Regions from separate parts of the Homo sapiens genome. Here all the other regions are linked to region 2. The links are chromatin contacts, found by Hi-C or POLR2A ChIA-PET in ENCODE. All regions are on one chromosome and are shown on one strand. Each heading gives the region's core, a stretch centred on a gene start or an enhancer-like site at or near the end of the contact. The rest is flanking DNA. Distances are from core to core; before and after follow the strand shown. Region 1 holds the start of SET (SET nuclear proto-oncogene). Region 2 overlaps FNBP1 (formin binding protein 1). Region 3 overlaps RAPGEF1 (Rap guanine nucleotide exchange factor 1). Region 4 holds the start of TRUB2 (TruB pseudouridine synthase family member 2).

What was found. A loop is a pair of places that touch in the nucleus more often than their neighbours do. ChIA-PET counts read pairs that join two places held with the same protein, here RNA polymerase II (POLR2A). Pooled maps may share reads with other maps.
Region 1: a pooled map shows a loop between it and region 2 (18-fold over the local background). The contact joins the promoter of SET here to the enhancer-like site in region 2. A Hi-C loop is called at or near these places in 2 of 37 single-sample maps with no recorded cell type and 8 of 50 pooled maps.
Region 3: a pooled map shows a loop between it and region 2 (17-fold over the local background). The contact joins two enhancer-like sites. A Hi-C loop is called at or near these places in 3 of 37 single-sample maps with no recorded cell type and 7 of 50 pooled maps.
Region 4: a map of K562 shows a loop between it and region 2 (2.5-fold over the local background). The contact joins the promoter of TRUB2 here to the enhancer-like site in region 2. A Hi-C loop is called at or near these places in 1 of 168 maps with a recorded cell type or tissue (K562) and 2 of 50 pooled maps. POLR2A ChIA-PET finds 5 or more read pairs at or near these places in 1 of 52 experiments (K562).

What each region holds. Positions count from the first base shown.
Region 1 is chr9:128,687,757-128,690,471 of GRCh38, reverse strand. SET (SET nuclear proto-oncogene) reads right to left here and starts at 1,250. Exons shown (of 8, transcript NM_003011.4): 1 at 817-1,250. The coding sequence starts at 889. RefSeq lists silencers at 381-500, 881-1,790 and an enhancer at 2,077-2,715.
Region 2 is chr9:129,887,158-129,889,857 of GRCh38, reverse strand. It overlaps FNBP1 (formin binding protein 1), which reads left to right. Exons shown (of 17, transcript NM_015033.3): 17 at 1-2,671. Among named protein-coding and RNA genes, the nearest start is that of MIR6855, 19 kb to the right of the region's middle. RefSeq lists enhancers at 1-888, 843-932, 1,263-1,662. Within about 2 kb of position 1,322, at least 24 of the 41 ENCODE cell types and tissues checked have a DNase peak (open chromatin) inside an H3K27ac peak, as active enhancers do.
Region 3 is chr9:131,726,487-131,729,186 of GRCh38, reverse strand. All of the region lies in intron 1 of RAPGEF1 (Rap guanine nucleotide exchange factor 1), which reads left to right. Among named protein-coding and RNA genes, the nearest start is that of RAPGEF1, 12 kb to the left of the region's middle. RefSeq lists an enhancer at 130-239. Within about 2 kb of position 1,351, at least 16 of the 41 ENCODE cell types and tissues checked have a DNase peak (open chromatin) inside an H3K27ac peak, as active enhancers do.
Region 4 is chr9:128,321,138-128,323,837 of GRCh38, reverse strand. TRUB2 (TruB pseudouridine synthase family member 2) reads left to right here and starts at 1,391. Exons shown (of 8, transcript NM_015679.3): 1 at 1,391-1,538; 2 at 2,108-2,239. The coding sequence starts at 1,430. COQ4 (coenzyme Q4) reads right to left here and starts at 999. Exons shown (of 7, transcript NM_016035.5): 1 at 910-999; 2 at 691-822. The coding sequence starts at 979. RefSeq lists a silencer at 712-771 and an enhancer at 1,152-1,691.

The sequences.
Region 1 (2,715 bases), core at 1-2,500, 1.2 Mb after region 2:
AGGTGCCCTTTTGTCCTGTAAAGACTACAAACCCCCTACAAAGCTAAGTGGGTGTGAAAGGGCCAGATCGCGCGGTTCATTTCCGGTAACCATCCCGGATTGGCAGCCCCCCTGCCGAGAGCCTCCTAGGCAGAGGCCAGCTTTCTTAGCCATTTCCAAGACCCCCGATACACTGGTCGCGGCGCCAGGTTTCTCCGCACGCTGGCGCGACGGGGCGGCCGCCCCACGTGGGGAGTGCGCCCGGGCTGGCCAGAGCATCCTCCCGGCCGGCCAAGGCCCAGCGCGCGGCCGCCCGCGTGTTCCCCGCGCCCCCACCCCACCCGAGCTCCAGGCAGAAGCCCCGCCGGGGCCAGCCTCTGGGCGGGGGTGCCGGGGGCGCCGCCGCGGGCCGGGCGCGAAGCGGAACCGCGCGGGAGGTCGGGCGCGGGGCCGCGTCCGGCCGCACCATGTGGCGGCGGCGGCGGCTGATGGGAGCGAGGCATCATGGCGGAGCACAATAAAGAGAGGCTTCTCGGGAGGGAGGGAGGGGGAGGAGAGCGAGGGAGGGGGGAGAGGAAGGGGGGGTCTCCTCCGCCCGCGCCGAGCAGGCCGCAGCGCCCCCGCCTCGCAGCGCGGCCGCCGCGGCGCGGGCCACCCAGGCCCCCAGCCCAGCCGCGCACAAAAAAGGGCGCCGAGTCCGCGGGCCCCCGCCCGGCCGCGCCGCGCCCCCCCGCCCGGCGCCCCCCGCGCGCGCCCCGGGCCCCGCCGGCGGCCTGCGGGCCGGGGCGGGCGGCGAAGATGGCGGCGCGGGCCGGCCCCCGGGCTCGCTGCTCTCACCTGAGGTCTCGTCGGCCCCGTCGTGGTTGGAGTTGAGCTCCTTTTTACTGACTTTGGCCGCCGGCGCCGACATGGTGCTGCTCCGCGGTCGGGGGGGGAGCGGGGAGGGGGAGAGAAGGGAAGGCGAAGGGGGCGGGCAAGCGGCTTCCCCTCACGCCACACGCGCGGGCGCCCGCTCGGTCCGGCCGCCTCCTCCCGGCGCTCGCTCGCTCTCCCTCCCCCTCGCTCGCTCGCGCGCGCTACCCTCGCGGCCTGACGCCGAGGGACGGGCTGGGGCGGCGTGCCGGGCCCCGGCCCGGGCTCCTGTTCGCGGAGGGGAGGCGGAGGCGGCGGCGGCGGGCGGCTCGGCTCCCTCACTCGCGCTCGGCGATCCAGCCAGCTCGCTGCTCGCTCTCCCGAGCCGCCTCCTCCTCCACCTCCTCCTACGGCGAGGGGCGGGCGCAGGGCGCAGGCGCGCCAGGCCCCGCGCGGATGCTCCGCCTCCGGCCGGGGAGGCTCGCGCCGCGGCGCCATTGGCCTGGGCGGCGGGATGAGGGGGCGGAGTCGCGGCGCGGAGACACAGGGCCCGGCGAGAGGTGGGAGGAAGGCGCGCGGCGACGCACGGCCGCCCCCCGCGCCGCGTCCCCTCCCCCGCTCTCCCCTCTCCGGCCCGACCCAGGACACTGGCGCGCGGCAGGCCGGTGGGCGGGGCGTCGCACGGAGGCGCGGGTGCCCCCGGCCGGCGCGTCACGTGGTGAGCGAGCGGCTTCCCTGCTCCGCGGGGCACCGGGAGCGGGGCGCCCACCACCCCGAAAGTGCAGGCCCGGCCTCGTATGGGGGCCCCGAATTCCGCCCGGCCTCTCGGCGCCTTCCACTTCGTGGAGAAAGCAGGGGGCACCCCATTCTGGATGCCAGATGGGGAACTGCCGATCGGACTCAAACTCGGGCTCGTGTGCGAAGCCCCAGGCTGTGTAATCCGCGCGCAGGGCCATTCCTGGGTTTTAGTCCAAGCCCTGCCCAGCAAGCTTGTACCCTTGAGCAAGTCACCCTTCCTCTCTGAACCCGTTTCTGTTATGAAATGATAAAGGTTACGACACTGAAGCCACATTAAACTCGAAGTCCTGTGAAGGCAGGGAGGTACCACATTAGTCCGCGGTGCCCAGCGCCCGCAAGAATCATACTGAGCGTTAAGTGCCAGTTTCAGCAGCGCATGGCACGGTTATCTCACCGAGGCCTCACAACAGCCCCAAGCGATAGGCGGTGTTCTGTTCATAGAGATGAAAGGGGCCAACAAGTTCTACTTGAGAGGCAAAGTTCTGAACCACTAAGGAGGGCCAAAGCATTTTGTTTAAATAATACTTTTCAAGTAATGCGGATGCCCCACATTCTGTCCCTCCAGCACCCCAAGACATGAACCATAAAAAGCCAGAAAAACCCTGATTAGTAGCATTTGTTTGTTTGTTTTGAGACGGGAGTCTTGCTCTGTCCCCCAGGCTGGAGTGCAGTGGCGCAATCTTGGCTCACTGCAAGCTCTGCCTCTCGGGTTCAAGCAATTCTCCTGCCTCGGCCTCCCGAGTAGCTGGGGCTACAGGCACGTGCCACCATGCCCGGCTAATTTTTGTATTTTTAGTAGAGATGGAGTTTCACCACCTTGGCCAGGCTGGTCTACTGACCTGGGGTGATCCACTCACCTCGTCCTCCCAAAGTGCTGGGATTACAGGCGGGAGCCACTGCGCCCGGCCAGTACCATTTGTTGATTTTAGTGATACGCTGGCCAATTTCAAATCCTGGCCATGCAATAGCTCACTCCTGTTATCCCAACACTTTGGGAGGCCAAGGCAGGAGGATCGCTTGGGCCCAGGAATTCCAGGCTTCAATGAGCCCCAATGCAGCCACTGCACTGAAGCCTGAGTGACAGAG
Region 2 (2,700 bases), core at 73-2,572:
TTTGGTTTGACGCCCTGTTTTCAGTGGCCTGGGGAGGTCCACACTGGAAGTCGAATTCCAGCTCGCCTTGTTGACTCGCCTGTGTCCACCGGCCATGAGGAGCCCACGCCTGTCCTCCCCATCACTTTCCTGTCCCTGAGAACTGTAGATCATGCGCTTGTGAGCGAGGCCCTCCCCTCTGCACCAGCTCATTGCAAAGCGAACATCCTCTCCTTTCCAGGAGCCCCAGGATTAGCATCTGAAAAGGGTAGCACTTCCTTTTTTGTTGTTGTTTTTTTTTTTTTTTTGAGACGGGAGTCTCGCTCTATTGTTCAGACTGGAGTGCAGTGGCATGATCTCGGCTCACTACAACCTCCACCTCCTGGGTTCCAGCGATTCTCCTGCCTCAGCCTCCCAAATAGCTGTGATTACAGGCGTGCACCACCACGCCCGGCTAATGTTTGTATTTTTAGTAGAGACAGGGTTTCACCGTGTTGGTCAGGCTGGTCTCAAACTCCTGACCTCAGGTGATCCGCCCGCCTCAGCCTCCCAAAGTGCTGAGATTACAGGTGTGAGCTACCGCACCCCGCCGAGGTTAGCACTTTCATCACCAAAGACCCCGTGCCTCTCGTGGTCCTTTGAGGGATCCCGCCGCCACCACCCTTGTATTTTATCACGTGCTCTTCAGGGCATGTGGAATTCGTTGAGTTTGCTTTTAGAGCCAAGTTTCTTTCCCTGTGTGGGTTTTTGAGGAAAACCTGAGGTCCCCTAATCTGTGGCCACCACCCCCCCCCCCCGCCACGCCTTAGAGCAGAGCAGCCCCTCCTCTCATTTGGTGCAGAAACAGTCAAGAGGAACCATTGGCCTAGAGCTCCTGTGACCGAGAGCGCCACGGAAGCCTGGGGATGACGTCGGGCAGCTTTATTCTTTGCTTGGCTTTGGTAACTAGGTGGTCCCCTCAAGCATCCTCAGTTCCTCTTGCTGTTTATGAATCTAAGACAAGGAAGTCCTATAGAAGCCAAAGGGACAGGGACGGAAAGGACAGGTCCCAAGGGATGGGGCTGTCTTTACTTGTGGAAACCAGGAAATTGCTCCTCTCAGCCAACCAAGGTTGACCACACACCACCCTTCCGGAGCAGCTCAGTCAGCCCTCGGGGACGAGAAACCACAAGCGCAGAGACGCTGAGGCCCAGGCAGGTGAAGAGGAAGTGGCTTTGGGTTTTTAAAGTAGGTGAGCGTGAGCCTCTCTGACTGCTTCTTCCCCGGGGGGGACTGCAAACCGCTCAGGGTTGCGGCAGAGCCATGGACTTCCGGTCCCTGCAACGGGTGACCTAAGCGTGGTGCACCCATCAGTCACGCAGGAGGACTGACTTGACAGACGAAAGACAAGCCCGGATGACACAGGGTGAGAAGAGTCAGGGCCGCACCTCTGTCCCTGCAAACCAACAGGTGCATGGTGAGTGTGGCAGTCCCCACAGCTCCACAATGGGCTCCCCCGCCAACGGGGACGACAGGGATCTTCAGGAACTTCTGACCTCACCAAGTCAAGTGGACCACTCTCCACTCCACGAGGATGTGAAACGGTTCTTTAAAATGGGATTTTAGAGCCTCGGGAATGCATGTGCGTCACATCTTTCATATTATGGGTCAGGATAGATTCATTTCTTGCAACATAGTGGAAAAGATATAAGCTGCAGTAATTTGCTCTTTGAATGACCGTCACCCCCAGTATAGGATATGCTTGTATCCCCCCGTCACTCCTCCGCCTGTTTTTTAAACTTTTCCACCACCTGCGTCCAAAAAGAATGTTATAGCGAGTGCTCTTAAATGTTGAACCTGGGTGTTGCTTCCGGGCCAGTCTGCGTGGCTCCATGAAAAGCTCACTGCTGCCCCAGCCGGGCTTCTTAGAGGAGGTCAGTTGTCCTATGTATCATCATTTACTCTGGGAATCCTACTGTGAAATCATGTCTGTATTTTTCTGGAGCAGTTCACATAGAGTAGAATGTGGAATTTCCCGTGAACGTCTCCTTCCTCCCCCGTATCTGCCGCCTGTCACTTCGCCACCGTGCTAGAATACTGTTGTGTTGTAAGATGACTAATTTTAAAAGAACCTGCCCTGAAAAGTTCTTAGAAACGCAGTGAAAGGGAGGAACTTGTCCTTTACCCAGTTTTTCCTTTGTAGGATGGGAAAGTATAAAAAGGCACAGAAGGTTGTCATGGGCTGTTCCTTGGGGGTTTTTATCCTGCTCACCGTGGAGATAAGCCTGCGGCTTGTCTAACCAGCGCAGCGCAAAGGTCTCGATGCCTTTTGGTAACATCCGTCATTGCAGAAGAAAGTTTACACGACGTCAAAAAGTGACGTTCATGCTAAGTGTTTTTCCAGAAATATTGGTTTCATGTTTCTTATTGGCTCTGCCTCCTGTGCTTATATCATCCAAAAACTTTTTAAAAAGGTCCAGAATTCTATTTTAACCTGATGTTGAGCACCTTTAAAATGTTCGTATGTGTGTTGCACTAATTCTAAACTTTGGAGGCATTTTGCTGTGTGAGGCCGATCGCCACTGTAAAGGTCCTAGAGTTGCCTGTTTGTCTCTGGAGATGGAATTAAACCAAATAAAGAGCTTCCACTGGAGGCTTGTATTGACCTTGTAACTATATGTTAATCTCGTGTTAAAATAAAATATAACTTGTGGCTCCGTGTCACGGGACTGTTTTGTTGCA
Region 3 (2,700 bases), core at 102-2,601, 1.8 Mb before region 2:
AGGCAGCATGAGCCTGAGCTGAGAGGTGGGAGACCTGCCTCATGGCCCCTGGGCCTGCACTGATGCACTGGATCAGTGCCCCTCCCCAACCCTGTCTTTCCATCTGTGCAGTGAGCCAGTACAGAACAGTGTCTGAGAGCATGTGCTTCAGGTCCTCTAGCTGTGGCTTTAGATACCAGCCCTCCTGTGTCATTGTTGTGGGATCTTGGGCATGTCACTCTGTCTTGTCTAACTCTCAGTTTTTCCTTATCTGTAAAATGGGGAAAATCCTAACAGTACCTACCTTATGGTATTGAGGGAGAATTAAACGAGATGATGTACATAAGCATTTAATCAGAGTCTGGACACATAAGAAGTGCTCGATAAATCTTAGCTTTTGTTCTTACTTCAGGTCGCCTTCTACTCTAAAGTGACCATTTCTTTAAAAATGGTAATCTGGTAACTAAAATTCAAACCTCAGCACTCACAGAGAAGGGGAGGTCCCTGACTATTGAGGTATTTCCTTTTAGGCTGGTTTGTTCTTTCTCTTTCTCTCTCTAAGAAAGCTGAAGTCCAGGGAGTAGGTTTTTACAATTAAGTAATAAACTTTTGAAGTGATCACTCGTAGGAAGAGTAGAGGGCAATTCATTTCAGCTACACATATCCCAGTGCATGCAGGCAGACCAGGAGGCCCTGATTTTAATTTGAGTCTGTCTGGAAGGAATGGGCCTGTGCTTGCAGGCTGTGGTATATGTCAGAGCCACAGCAGGGCTGATACACCAACAGGTATATTTTTTGCCCTGTCTCAAGGGACACCTCCCCAGTTTCTCCTTGCGGGGTGACTTTCGGGGATTAATTAAATCATCTTCGTTCAGCTCTGGAGGTGAAATGATCACAGAGTGTTGCATTTGTGACAGTTAAAAACCACAAGACATTCAAGGTCCTCGTGTACAAAGTAACTTACAAGTTGCATTGAGCACTGCAAGAAGGGGGATTTCATACCCTTTATTTTTCTTTCTTGATTAACTTTCACAGTAAAGATAAATTCAGAAATGCTGTTTTGGTGTTCTGAGTCTTCCTTAACCCCTGCTCCACTGGGAATTTCGGGTATGTGAAAGTAAATGTGTGTAGTCTCCTTGCAAATTTGTCAGTGCAGCTAGCATGAAGCACAGTGCTATTTGCAGAGAGACCAAAGCCCAGTCAACCCTTTTCACTTTCTGTAATCATTTGGTCCTGGAGCTACAGAACCTCTCAATTAGCATAACCACACTAATTTGTGCTTCTGCCTCAGCTTGTCAAGAGTGCCTTGCAAATATTAATTCTCTGAGCTCATCAGAAGACCAAAGGCATAGATCAAAAGCATGCTTTTCTGCATGATCTGTCCTTGTTTTTTTTCTGTTCATGAGGAGCTTTCTCTATTAATTACCCTAAATATGCAAGGTTGTAGAATGAAGCTTTTATATTTGACAAGTAAGAATTGGGCTAGGGACCTGGATTACAGGGACTCGGGCTAGGGACTGCCTGTGCTGCAGGGGTGCGGAGTTCCCTGGCCTCAGCTTGGCAGGAGAAATGCACGTACTGCTGAGGAAATTCTGTAGGCTAAAGTCATGGGGAGCGTGTGAGTCATGATCACCAGAAATGCCTGGACCTGTGGCATCTTTGGGTGATGAAGAGGGAACCAGCTTAGCACTGCCACAGACACACCATGTCCTCTGGGGCAAGCCAGGATTCCTTCCTGGGCCTCTGAACCCCACTCTATAATTGGAGGGCCTTGAACTGGAACAGAGGTTCCTGAGCTTTTTAAGATCATAGGTCTCCCAGGAGTCTGATGGAAACTCTGTGGACCTTGTCCCCAGGGAGAAAGATTCATTATGTGTGGACATGTTTCTGCCAAGCCGTAAATTCCCACTACTATATGATAAGTGAGAATTCGCAAATACCCGGGGTCTTGGAAAGATCAAATAGAATTTTTGTTGTCTGAAACAATCAGGACTTAGTTCAGTCAGGTCTGAGCCCTAGTAACAGTAATTATGCATTCCCAGAATTTGGTAAGGATTTTGTGAAATGGGGCTTGTAAGCTGCTGGGTGGAATACCTGCATGGATAAAAGGGGGAACCTTCCCCTTATGGGTGAGGTTTAAAAAAAAATTATGTATAGTAAAATTGATGTTTTGGGGATATACAGTTGTATTTTTTGTTTTTCATTTGTGATGGGGTCACACTGTCACCCAGGCTAGAGTGCAGTGGTACCATCGTGGCTCACAGCAGCCTCGACCTCCTGAGCTCAAGGAGTCTTTCAATTTCAGCCTCTTGAGTAGCTGGGACTACAGGTGCGTACCACCACACCCTTTTCATTTAAAAAAATTTTTTTTGTAGAGACAGGTTTCCCTATGTTTGCCAGGCTAGTGGGGTATAAAGTTTTGTGCGTTTTAACACGTGTAGATTTGCATAACCACTACCACATTCAGAATACAGGCCAATTCCATCACCCTGAGTGAAAAAGCCTTCTTGCCGCCCCTTTGCAGTCATACCCTTCTCCCACCCTGGCAGCATGGATCTGCTTCCTTTCTTTTTTTTTTTCTTGAGACAGAGTCTCGCTCTGTCCCCCAGGCTGGAGTGCAGCAGTGCCGTCTCAGCTCACTGCAACCTCTGCCTCCTGGGCTCAGGTGATTCTCCTGCTTCAGCCTCCCAAGTAGCTGGGATTATAGGCATCCACCACCGC
Region 4 (2,700 bases), core at 142-2,641, 1.6 Mb after region 2:
AATACAGCCGCATGCAACCAGCCCCAATTAATTCTTGTATTTTTTTTTGTAGAGATGGGGATTCACCGTGTTGCCCAGGCTGGTTTCAAACTCCTCAGCTCAAGCCATCTGCCCGCTTCGGCCCCCCGATAGGGATTATAGGCGTGAGCCACTATAATAGCGCCTAGCCTGTTTTTGTTAGTAGGAATAACAGTACTTCCCAGAACTCAAAAATCTAGGAGGCATAAGAAAAACACTGTAGAACCCTAGAATGTTCTAGTCACACATCCAGCAAACATTTATTGAGCATTTACTATGTGCCAGGCACTATCCAGAAGGCTGCAGATGCAGTGGAACGAGGCAGACATGGTCCTCGACCTCGGAGTTGACTTTCTAGTAGGATATTATAAACTGATCGGTACTTATGAATCATCTATTTAGTCTAGATGTTCTCAATATGGCTGCATGACAGATTCTCCCAAGTAGTTTAAAGACAGACTTTCGGTTTCACGCCCATTTCTCCCTCCACTGCAGATTCAGATTCAGATTCAGTGCGTTTAGGTGGGATCCAGGAATCTGCATTTTCATAAACGTTCCGAGTGGTTACGAGCTGCAACCAGGTTTGGGTACCCCGACCTAGGCTATGTTCCAGTTACCCACAGGAAACGGCTCCAAGCCGCCCCCACGGGGGCGAGGCGCGGGCGGCCTTACCGTGGCGGTAGGGGTTATAGAGCGCCATCGCCGCGGAGCCGGCGGCCAACAGCCCTTTCTGCAGCGGGGAGGTGGGGAGGTGGTGCGAGTATAGCGGGCCGGCGCCGTCGCTCCTAGCCCGGAGGGGCATTTCTGCGGGGCAAGAAAAAGGCCGAGGTCAGAGGAGCCGGGCGCCCTCAGGCTCCTTCCCGCCTGCGCCCAGAACCCGGCGCCACTTGCCTGCCGCAGGCCGCTGTAGGCCCGGGAGCCCGCAGAGCCGACGGAGGACAGGGCGCAGCAGAGTCGCCATGGCAGCGGGCGTCCGCGGAGGATGGGCGGGTACGAAGAACGCCGCGATTCTGTCAGGCGACGGAGCGTCGGAGGGGTCAAAACTCACTGAAAAACCGATTCTGACGGCGTAGCCTACGGCCTTTCGAGGGGAAACATCGCTTCACGGGCAGAAGGCATGTAGGCCAAGTAGGCGAAGGAAACGCACGCGAACTGTCTACCGTCTACGTCCACCGATCCAAGACTCTCGCCATGTCACCTCGCCCCAGAAAGTGTCTGCAAAGGACACGCAACCACGCTCACTCAGCGCCGGGCCCTATTTCCTTCTCCACAGCCGGTTTTCCCCGAAGACTATAAAATGCGAACCTCTTCCGGCTGTGGAACATGGCGGCGCCCGTGGAAAGGACCACATTTGGGGGCGGGGCCTGGCGGTACTTCCGTCCAGGTCCAGCGGGTGCTGTGATCTTCAAGTATGGGGTCTGCTGGCTTGTCGCGGCTGCATGGGCTTTTCGCGGTCTATAAGCCCCCGGGGCTAAAATGGAAGCACCTGCGGGATACAGTGGAGCTACAACTTCTGAAGGGTGAGTGCCTCGAACCAGACCCACGTTCCCGCTCTCGTTCTCTTGGAAGTCCATCTCCGCTTCTGGTCCTTACCCCAAAACAAAATCACGTGACCTATTCACCTGGGCAGAGCGCTTTCCCAAACGCCTGTTCTCTGTGCTTTCTTACTCCTCACTTTCCTCTGTTTTCCGAGGGGGAAACTGACTCAGTATTGTTCCTTGTCACACGGTTACTACGTTGTAGAGTCTGTTTGAATCCGCCTGTTTCTTAACTACTGCTATACTGCCCTCTGCACCATGGGCTTCTGCTTTGTCTTCTACATCATACTTCCCTGTTGTCTAATCCCCCAAGTGTTTGGACAGAACAAGATATTCCTGGTCAGCATCGTGGTGCACGCCTGTAATCCCAGCTACTCTGGAGGCTGAGGCAGGAGGATCGCTTGAGCCCAAGAGTTTGACGTTACAGTGAGCTATGATGGCGCCATTGCACTTCAGCCTGGGCTACAGAACGAGGCCCTGTCTCTTAAAAAATATTTTATATGTACATATATTTGTATGTATGTGTGTATATATTATCTCTGTGTGTTCAGGTCTCAATGCCAGGAAGCCTCCCGCTCCTAAACAGCGTGTTCGCTTCTTGCTGGGCCCCATGGAAGGCAGCGAAGAGAAGGAGCTGACCCTCACAGCCACCAGCGTACCCTCTTTCATCAACCATCCACTGGGTAAGGCAGATTTAAGCAGGATCCTGTGTGTCACTTCCCAGGAAATCCCTGAGCCGAGTCAGTGTCCCAGTGCTCAGATTCCTGTGCCAGGCCCTTGAAGGTCCACAGAGGAGTGAGGTATTAGACCAGGAATTGGCAGATTTCCTTGGAAAGGGCCAGATACTGAATGTTTTAGTTTTCAGGCCATGTGATTTCCGTTGGAACTGCTCAACTCTGCCAATGTAGTGCCAAACAGCTATAGACAGTATCTAAAGGAATGAGCCTAGCTGTATTCCAATAGAACTTTATGAATATTCATATTTGAACTTCAGGTAATTTTCACGTGTCACTAAGTACAGTTGCCTCTGAGTCCATGAGTTCCACATCCCATGATCCAGCTTCAGATTGGCAGTATTTGGGAAGAAAAACACAAAGTTCCAAAAAGCAAAACTTGAATTTGCTGTGCACCTAGTACTGTGTTG